3 separate regions of the Homo sapiens genome follow, and regions 1 and 2 are each linked to region 3. The links are chromatin contacts, found by Hi-C or POLR2A ChIA-PET in ENCODE. All regions are on one chromosome and are shown on one strand. The core of a region is the stretch at or near the end of the contact, and the rest is flanking DNA. Distances in the headings are between cores, read along the strand shown. Region 1 has its middle 16 kb from the start of LINC02707. Region 2 holds the start of ELF5 (E74 like ETS transcription factor 5). Region 3 overlaps CD44 (CD44 molecule (IN blood group)).

Region 1 (4,046 bases), core at 694-3,193, 590 kb after region 3:
TAACAGACCTGGACATGTGGCACCAGTGGCCCTGCCCCACGTGGCTGTCCATCTGGTCTCCCAGTGACAGACACTGGAGCCCTCTCTCTTCCTTTGGTCACACCACGCCAGGACCTTTGTAGAATGTTTATTAGGCACACGTTTGACTCTGAGCAGCTTGAATATAAAGGACTCTTAAGATCTAAAGCGCAAGCAAAGAGACTTATTTTGGCTCTTGGTCTTTATAGTTATATTGGCTCTTATTTATTTCTTAAACATTTATTGGGCACAGGTAGTAAACTCATCATAGACCATGGCTCCTGAAGCCCTGATAATTTAATACCTGATTTCTGGAGTCTGGGGAAACATGGAAGGTGTCCTGTAGGATGAGGCAAATTAGCTGTCAATAGGCAGAAATGGCCAGCCATAGAGAAAAGTGGGCTTTAAATGGGTTTAGATATTCAAAAGTGCCTCATGATGGTCAGAAAGAAGTCTCTGGAGTAAGGATGGGCATTAGTAGCCCCTATACTCATCTCCACCATTAGTCTTTATTGAATACTTACTATGTGCCAGAGACTGCTGGCCAGGTACTTTACATACATCATCTCATTTAATACTCACAGCAATCTTGGAACATATATGATATTATCCCCTTTTGGAAGATGAGGAAATTGAGACTCAGAAAAGGTTAGGTAATTTGCCCAAGGTCACATGGTTAGAAGGGGGTGGTGTTGAGCCAGGAATCCAGTCTGTCAGACTGGAAATCCTTATCTCTTTTTCTGACAGTAACTACTGCTCTGGGCAATGACCGTCATTTGTCTACATCTTCACAAGATATTTCCATTTCCATTTCATGCACTTTTGAGGTAAAACAGGATCATTGATTTATGAAGACTGTTTTTATCTGACATCCATTTCTTCAGGACGACTTTCTGCACTGCAGACATTTGCCCCCTGTGATGATGGGGTCCTTGCTACAACATGCTGTCACAAGGTCTAAATGAGATCGTGCATATAAAACATGTCGCTCAGAGCATGACACAGAGGAGACTCTCAACACACTAGCTTCCATTAGGACTGTCGCTCCCTCGGTCCCAGCACTGCCTGTTCCTCTTTACCTTTGCAGGTAGTGGGGAAAATATACAAGGAGACCTAGATTCTGAGTGTTTCTTGGACACGGGTGCTGGCAGCTTTGTGCAGGAGTATCTCTCAACATCCCTGGAGTCAACATTCTGAATGTCCTGTGTGATGCTGATATCACCAACTCTGTAGACCCTGAGCCTGCTCACTATCACTGAGCCTTCACGTCAAAACAGGAAAATGATGAGAGGTGACTGGTGCTCCGGTAAGAAACTCCGATAAGTTTCTGCATCAGATCCTGTACATGAGAAAAACTGTCATGAAGAGGCAGCACAGCATAGAAGCTAGAAGATCAAATCTGGAATTACGCAAATCAGGGTGTGAATATTGGCTCTGCTCCTTCCAGCTCTGTGACCTGGGGCAAGTTACCTAACCTCTCTGAGTCTCTGTTGCAGCTGTAAAGCAGAAATAGTAATAACTATTTCACAGCTTTATTAGCAAAAGTGCATGATATAGTGATGTTAAGTGCTTAACACAGAGCCTGGTCCACAGGAAACACTAAACAAATGTTTGTTGTTATTATATCGTTGTTAAAAGCAAAAAAAAAAATAAAATAAAATAAAAACCTGCTATGAGACTTGTTTTGCAGATTAATAAGCAATTACTTTAAATGACTTTTCTCCCCAACTAGCTAAGTCTGCTGTTTGATAGGTTTGAACGAATCAGTCAGCTGTTGAAGTCTCACTGAGCGCATGCAGCATGCCCTGGTGTGTATAGATGCAGGGGCTTGGCAGGCCCGGAGGCCAACAGGCTTAACAAGGTGCGCTAGCTGAACACAGCAAGATGAGATGATTGAAAAGTCTACTTGAAATGTTTAAATACAAAGTAACTTGGCAAGGAGATAGAATCAGGACAGCTGACCTGCTCTAGGCCTCAATTTCCCCATCTGCACAAGAAAAGGGCTGGACTTTATGTCGCTTTCTTGCGTCTCTGACCTTTATGAGCGAAAGAGTCTGATTCTGCCAGGACCATTTTAGCTGCCCTATGAGTGCATCTGGCAATTCCTAGTTCTGCATGGTCTGGTAAAACTTGGCATCTGATGCCCCTCTATAAGTCAGAGTTTTGCAGGGCTCATGCAGGCCCACCAGCTAGGGCACATCTCCCCCACCCCCAAGCCTCCTGAGGACACGCCAATTCCAACATCTCCCACCTCCCACCATACGCAATCACAGGAGACATCATTCCAACTGGAGTTCCCAGTCCACGAAGAAAAGAGAGATCTTCTCTAAACAGGGTCCTGTCTGTTTCCAGCATAAACCACCTGAGATGTTCAGAAGGAGAGTTCTTTCTTTCCTCCACAGCTTCGGAAAATCATTCTTTTGCACGTTCAGAGGGGGAAAAGTTGGCAACAAAACTTGACTTTTTACCAGAATGAAAACTTTCTTTGGGGTTAAGGAAACATTGCCATCTGGTGGCATAATATAGAAATAACTGGACAGAGTGATGAGTTTCTAACCCACAAAAGATGAAGTCACACAATTCCAATCAGAAAGAACTAGAAGGGTCCTTAAAGCTTAGATCCAATGCTTTTACTTTACTGAGTAACGGAACTATTGTATAGAGATGGCTTGTGAATTTCAAGACTAGAACTCAGATCTTCTCAACTTTATGTAATTCAGCTGTCTCTCATCTCCACAACTCACTCCACACCCCAACATATACACACCTCATACTTAGGACTGAAATGCTTTAATAATTCAGGCTGGCAGGACCACGATCGTTTTCATCCTGCATGTGCCCTCGTGCTTTTTATCAACATCATGGGAGGCAGAAGAGGGAGATCAGAGGCACTTTCAACTAGCAACCAGCTACAGGGTTTACAAAGATAAGGAGGAGGCCTATCAGAAGCCAGAGGAAGAAAGAATGGATTGATTAGGGAACTGAAACTTCTGTTTCATGTTTCCAGCTCAGGAGGCAGTGGGGCTTGCATTAACTCTCTAAACCAGCAAGAGCTATTTGAGCTAACAGTAGGGGATGCCTTCTGTTTGGGGATTTTGGATCCTGAAGATAGTAAGTTCAGTGACTTGAGTATAAAAACCCTCATTATTTATGCAAAGTGTGAAAATCTATTATTGTGTAAATTGAGCCACGTAATTATAGGCATAGTCATTTCCACCTCTTATATTTGCATATTGCTTTGCAGTTCACTACATGCTTCAACATATTTAAAATTATTTAATCTTTATAAACACCCTATGGTGGGAATTATTACTCATTAGTAATGAGGAAATAGAGGTTTGGAAAAGTTAAGCAACTTTCCTGAAGTCACAGCACTATCAATGGCAGCACTAGGACTTGAAAGAAGGGAGGAAACTTAATATTTAATCTACTCTGGGGCAGGTGAGATACAAAGTGCTTCCAAGGAAGCTATCAGTGGCTTCTCCCCTTGGGGAGTAGCAAAAGATCAATCACTCATTCTTTGTTCTTCCAACTTGACCACTGTAGAGACACCCAGTCTTCCTGCAGCTACCCTATCCAATTGTTATTTGCTTGACTGTAGGACGTACCAAAAAGCCATATGACATTCATGTTAATTTAAATTTGACTTGGAGAAATTTTTCCAAATATTACAATATCCTCTGAGGCACAACAGGACTCAGCCAGCAGTCCACCAGCCTGGGTCCTTGAGGCTGTTCGAAGGGCTTTTCACCCAGTCACCACCTGAACTATTTCCAAATAGCCCTTTTGTAATGCTCTGACAAAGAGGATTCTCTGTGTCTCCTTTCCTGGGTCCTCACCTCTGAGCATCAGGGCCTAAAGCCCAGTCCTCAGACCACTACTCTTTTGGATCTAATCTTTCTATAAGGGGGGTCACCTGGTCTCATGCCTTTAAATGCCATGTGGACACAGATGATTCATATACTGATACCCAGAACCCCAGCCTCTCCCTCTGCACTCCCAACTCATATGTGCAGCTGTCTACTCAA
Region 2 (4,167 bases), core at 944-3,443, 670 kb after region 3:
GTCCTTTTACCTTCCTCTTCCATCCCCAGTCCCCATTCTTGTTGTCATTCAACACTCATAATGAAGTTCTTAGATGCTTCATGTTCAATATCATCCAAGATCTCCATTCCAATCAAATTTAAGTTTAAAGTGATAGTTACACTTAATTAGAGTCAAATTCTTCTTTTATTTTGGGTTTATCTTAATCATCCCTTTTATCCACTGATCCAGAAGCCTGCAATTTCACACACGGGCACCCAGAAATGCTATATTATTCATTTGGGACCGTGAGACAAACAGAGTTCATGGTCTTGTACATCCATTGTCAGAAGACTTTTATACTCAAATAATTGAGTCAGTTGGGCAGCCACAGCCCCTGGGGAAAAAATTGAGCCAAAAGAGTATAGAAAAAATATAATTTCTCCAAAAGACTCTTTTTTTTTTTTGAGATGGAGTCTCACTCTGTTGCCTCGGCTGGAGCGCAATGGCGTTATCTCGGCTCACTGCAACCTCCGCCTCCTGGGTTCAAGCGATTCTCCTGCCTCAGCCTCCTGAGTAGCTGGGATTACAGATGTGCACCACCACGCCCAGCTAATTTTTGTATTTTTAATAGAGATGGGGTTTCACCAGGTTGGCCAGGCTGGTCTTGAACTCCTGACCTCATGATCTGCTTGCCTCGGCCTCCCAAAGTGCTGGGATTACAGGCATGAGCCACTGCGCCCAGCCCAAAAGACTCTTTCTAAAAACAGTATCAGAATAACATGTTTTCCCTAAAAACCTCTCCACTGAGAAGAATGTATATGTTCAGAAAGAAACACTGGTAACATTTCAGAAATCAATGACAAGATAGGCCAGTGCCCAACAATGGAAAACACAGTGTGTGGGACTATCACAGTGCACAGTCCCCTAGAAACCAAAGAGGAAGAGAAGTACAGAATTTTAAAGCTTGAAAGAGGCCCAAAGACCATGTAATCCAGTTACTTGCAAACCCTTTCTAAGGGCAGATTCTTTTGTTCAAATGAAATCTTACCCGGAAGATTTATATAAAAGCTGAGATGCTCTTATTGAGTCAGGAAGGAACGGGGTGGTCTAGAGCCTAACCCACTCTACTCCACTCCCATCCTCTCACCCGCAAAAGTCCTTGTAAGGGCTCCAGGGAGCCCCTGGGGTTCCTCAAGTCACAGTTTGAAAAAAATCACTATTTCAATCCCACTTCCTCCTTTTGCCACTGGGGAAAAATGAAGCCCAGAGAAGTCCAGGTTACCCAGCCAAGATAGGGGTCTAGGCAGTCACCTATCTTCCTTCAACAATTTTTCCATGATGACACCCCGAATCCTCTCACGAACTGCCTTTTGTTTCTGCAGACTATATGCGTATTTGTATTTGTGTGTTTGTAACCATGCCCGGTGATCCCAAGAAAACATAACAAACCAGTCCTTGCTTTCGCTTTAAAGCTTGGAGTCTGCCATTTGAATACAACATCTCGGCTGCCCAAGATGGCTAGAAGCAGAATGCAAAAAGGCACAGGGTTATAAATACCTGTCTCATAGATGACCTGGGACACTGTGCTTTGCAGCCTAAATTAGGCAGAGTTTCTGTTGTCACGAAGAAGTACTAAAAAGCGGGCAGTTCTCAGCGAGACACCTGAGAGCTGGCATCCACATGAGGAGAGGCCCCATCACTTACATTACACTCATGAAGCCCAGAGATGTTAGCTACATTTTTCTAGGTAGCACAGCTAGGAAATGATGGACACTGAATTTGAATCTAAAGGCAACTAGCTGCAAAACCTGAGGTCTTAACACTGGGCCTATAATGCTCTTCCTTCTCACCACATGGGAAAAACGGAGAAAGACATGATCTTACAAAAGCACTGGGCTCAGCCAGCCTGGGAGAGAGGCAGCGCAGACCGGCACCAGGGTGGAATCTCTGTGTTTCCCCTCCAGCTTGCACAGAGGAAAATTCCTCACCAAACGCACGATCCCCGCACAGCTCCCAGGGACAAGAATTTTCTGCTTGTTTACTGAGTCCCCTGGGCTGGGAGTGGGGGGTTGCAGGGCAGGGGTGAGCTGCGCACAAAAGCAGGATAAAGGTAAACTTTCTGCATATGAGAACCATTTCCCCCCCTCCAAGGAGCCGTGTCACACTGTATGTCACCGTCATCAAAGGGGCTGTGCGTAAACCTGAAAAACCAAACGGACCTGTCTGTAGGTGTCACTTATATCACAAGGCTACAGGTGTCTTTATTTCCACTGCACGCTGGTGCTGGGAGCGCCTGCCTTCTCTTGCCTTGAAAGCCTCCTCTTTGGACCTAGCCACCGCTGCCCTCACGTAAGCGCCTTTTCTTTGCTTTTTTGGATGAATCGTAAGGGGTGTCAGGGCTCAGAGGCTCGGCCTGGGGCCTGGGTCTGCTCGTCCATCTCCAGCTCCAGGGCCGGCACCTGCGCTGGGTGCAGTCCCAGGGCCTCCGGGAGCTGTTTGACACGGATGTGACGGCTTGCCTCAGAGAGACCTGCTTGCCTCCGCAGGCCGTGTGGCCACCAGCCCTCCTCACAGCCACCACTCCCTCTGGATCCCTTAGCTGAACCAAGGGGAATTAAGAGAACGCGCCCAGGCGCTCAGTTCTCTATCCTCCCTAAAGCTTCTTTAGGAAGGGAAGCTGGATTTTACTCAGAAAAATATTCAGCTTCAAGGAAAGCCCCCCACCTACCCTTCTCCCCTGACTGAATTCCTTTCCCCACCGGCCTGCCCACTGTCCCCCACCCCCTCGATACAGAGAACTCCCTTATTATAGTTTGGGGCATTTTCAGGAATTTGTACAAAACAGTTTTAAAAGAAACCCATTTGCCCTCTGACATCTCCCCAGAAGAGAATGCTTCCAGAAAAGCAATGGTTAGCGTTTTTCCACTGTGTTCTCAGGCCTTGTCAGACTCTGCAGTGTGTGGGGTTTCTGTGGGGTTGCCCCCTGCTGACAGCGACAGGTAGCACAAGCTCCCTCCTCAGGCTGAAGCCGGGCCTGCGTGTGGATGCCTTTTGTACGCCCGAAAGTGTGTCAGACATCACTAGGTGCAATCGCTTCATGTTACAGATGAGGAAACTGAGGCCAGAAAGGCTAGATGACTTAGGGAGGCAGCTCTGTGGTTCAGTCTAGTCCAGAGACCCAGGGAAAGGGGTGGTTTGCCCATCCGAGTGAACGCTTGATTCTGTTGTCTTCGTGTTCTCTGCAATACTGTTTTTCATAATCTAAGGTATTCTCGGGCCGGAGTTTTCAGTTTGGTCATCTCCCTTTTTCAGAAGTCACCAGAGTGGCAAATTTTTAGATACATTGTTGATGGCTGATTTTTCCCTCTAAAACAGGATTGAATATATGTATTATGCCCCGTCCTTTGCATATATCGGATTGCATGATTTAAAAAAAAAAAAATCCCCATTTTAGAGATGAGGAAACCGTAGTTCGAAGAGGGGCATGAATATTTATATACCACATCTATATGAAAAAAAGCTTAAGAATTTCAGCAGTCTGGGTAGTAAGAAATGTGCCCCACGTTCGCAGCAGCAGAGGTAGGATTTAACCCCTGATATATGTAATCCAAAACTGGTAAGCTTTGCATCGAAGCCTACAGCAAACTACATGGCATACCTTTTTGGATCTTCGCTGCACCTTCAGAAAAACAGCTACAAACAAACAAACACGCAAACTCCCTAAGCGAGCTAAAGAAAAATGAGGAATCACTTGACAAGAGGTCAGCAAATTGGTTCTCACAGTTGCTAGGGTTCCTCTCAGAAGAACAAACCCTCAAGCACCCAACCCTCAATCTTTCTTTAGCAGTAAGTGTTGAAATACTCCACTGGGTTCTCCTCAGTGGGCCCCTTCTTAGGGAGGTCCAAGGGCTGGGAAATTGACCCTCCCTTGCTCACAAGTCTTGGGACGGAGTGGACATTTGGGTATCACTGAGGCTTTAAGGAAGGAAAACCGATTTTCTTCCCAATGATACCACTCAGAGGGTGGGGTTGAGGAAGCCCAATCTTGGCCACTTTTTTCTATATTTTGCACCCTATGGCCTAGTTCTGCCCAGTGATGATTTGGCCCGTAAACAGCCAATGTGTAGATGCTTAATTGGGCCAATTTTTGGTCACATGCCCAGAGTGAAGTTGATGATCACCACCAGAGTCAGGAAGGAATTTTCC
Region 3 (3,995 bases), core at 1,384-3,883:
AATATATATATAAATATATATATATGTATATGTATATATCTGTGTTTGTCTCAGGCTGATAATGTCTTAAGTCCCTTTCCAGCTAATTTAACATCCCCTTCACATCTTTAGGGAAAACTGACACTCCAGCAAGATGTACCAAGTTTACCTCAAGGCTTCATCTTTCCCTTCACCCAACTTCAAACCTTCCATGGGAACAGAAGGCCCAGTTTAAGAGGTAAGACTTTTGATAGTTGGCATCGAGATATTTGACATTTATATTTTGATCCTTCTCAAAAAATTCTGAAAATTCATGATGCATAGAATTCTTTAATTTTGCTAGGACTTGAATAAGGCTCATAAGCCTGATTTTCTAGGTTAATGGTTGGGAGAAAGTCACAAAGACATAGAGAAAGGCTGGCCTGTGTCCTAGCATCTACATCTTAACTTAGGTTTCTTCTTCTCTGGTTCTTTCAACTGTTGGGTAAGGGATATTTAAGAAGGTCAAAGGCATACCATATACTCTCCAAGGCTTTTTTCCAGCCCTCTCATATAATAAATACCTCTCAGCTAAGACATTTGACTTACACCCCAAAGCTATCATTAGATTCATGTCACTCCCTTATTCAAAACCTGTAATGACTTCCCATCACACTGAGAATGAATCACCCCGTTAGCTGGCCCTTGCTTAGCTCTCTGACTTTATTCCTTGGCATTCTCCCTTCTGAGCACTGATATTCTCAGAACAGTCCAGGAGGCACTTTCCCTGACCACCTTCTCAGAAAATAAAAGCATCCCTAGCACTCATTAGCCTCGTATTTTGCTTTCTTTTTTATAGCACTTTTATCACTTTCAGACTTCATATAGGGCAAGCTTGTCCAACCTGCGGCTCACAGGCCTTGTGTGGTCCAGGATGACTTTGAATGTGGTCCAACACAAACCCGTAAACTTTCTTAAAACATTATGAGATTTTTTTTGTGTGATTTTTGTTTGTGTTTTAGCTTATCAGCTACTCTTAGTTTTAGTGTAATTTATGTGGGGCCCAAGACAATTCTTCTCCCAATGTGACCTAGGGAAGCCAAAAGATTGGACAGTCCTGAATGGTATTTAATATTTATTTGTTTATTGTTTGCCTCCCCAATTTAGCATGTAAGCTCCATGGAGACAGGAATGTTGGCTCTGCTGTACAGATATTCAGTGAGCATTTGTTATGTAAATGGAGGCTACATGAATCCCCACTTAAGCTGAGCTCCAAAGACCAGGCTCCCACAGCCTTTCACGCCAACAGACACCCCCCTGAGAACCAACCTGAAGCATTGAAGCAATATGTGTCATACTGGGAGGTGTTGGATGTGAGGATGTACACCCCTGTGTTGTTTGCTGCACAGATGGAGTTGGGGTGGATCCGGGGAATCACCACGTGCCCTTCTATGAACCCATACCTGTAAGAGAAAAACAACAGGATATTGACCTAAATGGCTAAGATGGGAATTTCATAATATCCCATTCAATGACATTTAATGCCGTGCAACACTTCATTCAGTTCACCCCTAGGGATATCGGAGGTTTCAACAACCGAGTTATTTGAAATCCAAAAATAACAGCATAGAGAGGGAAAGAGATCAACAAGACTGATAGAAACAAAGTGATTTTATTTAGAGACCTATAAAGAGCTTTAAAAAAAAATCATGAAAGGAATAATTAGTTTCAGTTAAAATTTGTGTTCAGCAGTGTTGAGTCTATTTGAACAAACAGAAGGAAGCCTGAGTCACAGAAGAGAGAAGTTTTGATGTAAGATTCATGCTGGCTCTGGAATACCTTCATGTTTTCCAGAAAATACACAAAATGGCCAGCTTCCATAGATAGGAAGGGGTGCTTCTTTATTTCAGTGCACACATTCCAGACCTGCCTCATGTCCCATTCCCCCACTTCTTTCTCAGCCACAACTTTTCCTGTGAGTCCCCTTACTCCATACTCCATTGCCCTAAACATGAAGCCTTGTTTATATGCCAAGTACACAGCACAGCACACTGCCTCCTGAGCATTGCAGGCATAATTCTATTGCCAGTGGGAATAAATTAACCATCATTACAATGGGAGTCATAGCAATTAAGTAAGCAGATAGCAACGGCTCATGTAGCTCAGGAACTTTCCAGAAGTAGCACAGCCAGAGAAATGCATAGCCCCTCTCTCCCCACCAAGGTATCTCTGGGAGTGTGTTACAGCTGGATACGACATACAGATACAACATACACAGCCCAGCCTCTTCTAGCAGCATCCTGGTGGCTAAAAACTTGCTTATTTTTTAATTGTGCTAAAAACACAATTTTTTTTGAATATAAAATGCCTCAAAAAATGAGATGTGGGCTGAGAAAATGCCATGTGCAAGGGAAGCTGTGGTGCAGCAGGAGGGCAGAGAGGAGGAAGCTAAATCCAGCAGGTTTTTCAAAATGCAATTCTGGCTAAAATGCACATTGATGCTTTTCATCTTTCCTGCCAGGGGCAACAGCATGGAGTGCATCACCCTGCACGACCCATGGAAATGTCTGTGAGTCTGAAGTTTCCAAGCACACAGAACTCCTACCTATGTGGCAATTGTAGCTCGCATGACTAATTTCTCATCTGAACAGACAAACTGGTTTCCCCAAAGCCTCCTTAGCTTGGCAGGGGGTGTGGGCACAATTAAATGGTAATAAGTTTTCATATATCTAAGAGTTGCTACCAATCAGGGTGGGGCAGACAAAAGAGAGTAGCTGCTAAGGTTTTATCCTAACCCATGAGACTCTGCCATCTGTCCTGTGGCAGAAAGCTGATTCATAGCTACCTGAGAGAAATTATGGAAATGAGTTTTGCAATACTTAATACCAGTTATGGGTGAAATGATAGATTTCTTTGGCACAGTTTTTCTAAATAATACTTCTTGGTGAACCTACCCACCAACTCACCCCCATCACATCATGTCATCAAGTATGGATAACACCAACATTCTAGAATCTATTGCATTCTCTTTGTAAGCTATTACTGAGTTTTTGCCACCTCATGTTGCCTACCGGTTTTATGGGTCATGCTAACTGTAAATTGGGGATATTAAAGTTTATATGTGTGTATGTGGCATGAGTAAGTTACTGTTCACAAGGAGGAAAGAATATTCAGCAAATCCAGGAAGCATACTTTCCTCCCCTTTTAAGCCCCTGAGGAGGACTTGGTCATTAAAATCCTGTCCTGGGCTGAGGCTAAGCAGAACCAGAATCCTAACTCCTCCATAGGCAGGCTGTGTGTGCAAATTCGCTAAGCCTCGGCTGCTTCATCCATAAAATGAGGTGATAATATTGACCAATACTGCAGTTTGAGGATTAAGTGAGGGGTTTGGCCAGGTGGGCAGTAGGGCTCCCAGCATCTAAGTGCTTGATGATTGGCCAGTGGCAGTTGTAAGAACTCCCCTGGTCCTCAGCACATGGCAGCATATCTATATTTTGCAAGTATGCCTTGTTTGTATTTCACAATCAAAGTTCAGCTTACTAAATTCACTTTCTTAGGCCAGTGGCCTAGTCAGGGCCATAATTAAACAATTAGCCTTGGGAATAGAATAATGGATTTGCTAAATGGCCTTTTTTCATTGCATCCTACAGTGCAAGTTCAGTAGCCACCAGAGCTTTCTCCCTCTCTCTGCTCCTTTCATATTCCCCCAGACCTAGCTCTGAACACATACAGATGTCTATGTACATCTGCTCTTTATTTTAGAGCAGTGCTCCTCAATAGAACTTTCTGCAATGATGGAAATGTTCTCTAACCTGGGTCATCCAGTACAGTAGCCACTGGCCATCGGTGACTAACCGAGCACTTAAAATGTAGTTAGTGCTAGTGAAGAACTAAAGTTTTAATTTTAGTATTTTAATTAGTTTAAGTGTAAGTCACCACATGTGGTTAGTGGCTACCATATCAGACAGGGCAATTTTAGGCAAAAGACTTTCCTTTTCCCTTTCAGCAAGAGTCTCAGCCATCACTCATAATGTGGG

What was found. A loop is a pair of places that touch in the nucleus more often than their neighbours do. ChIA-PET counts read pairs that join two places held with the same protein, here RNA polymerase II (POLR2A).
Region 1: a map with no recorded cell type shows a loop between it and region 3 (2.4-fold over the local background). The contact joins two enhancer-like sites. A Hi-C loop is called at or near these places in 1 of 37 single-sample maps with no recorded cell type.
Region 2: a loop to region 3 is called in a map with no recorded cell type, with 5 times the contacts of the local background. The contact joins the promoter of ELF5 here to the enhancer-like site in region 3. A Hi-C loop is called at or near these places in 1 of 37 single-sample maps with no recorded cell type. POLR2A ChIA-PET finds 5 or more read pairs at or near these places in 2 of 52 experiments (PC-3 and activated T-cell).

The regions. Positions count from the first base shown.
Region 1 is chr11:34,584,893-34,588,938 of GRCh38, reverse strand. No RefSeq gene overlaps it. Among named protein-coding and RNA genes, the nearest start is that of LINC02707, 16 kb to the right of the region's middle. Within about 2 kb of position 1,943, at least 5 of the 41 ENCODE cell types and tissues checked have a DNase peak (open chromatin) inside an H3K27ac peak, as active enhancers do.
Region 2 is chr11:34,511,820-34,515,986 of GRCh38, reverse strand. It overlaps ELF5 (E74 like ETS transcription factor 5), which reads left to right and starts at 2,193. Exons shown (of 7, transcript NM_001422.4): 1 at 2,193-2,310.
Region 3 is chr11:35,177,700-35,181,694 of GRCh38, reverse strand. CD44 (CD44 molecule (IN blood group)) reads right to left here. Exons shown (of 18, transcript NM_000610.4): 3 at 1,288-1,421. Among named protein-coding and RNA genes, the nearest start is that of SNORD164, 17 kb to the right of the region's middle. Within about 2 kb of position 2,633, at least 8 of the 41 ENCODE cell types and tissues checked have a DNase peak (open chromatin) inside an H3K27ac peak, as active enhancers do; they include PC-3, where a contact is called at or near this core.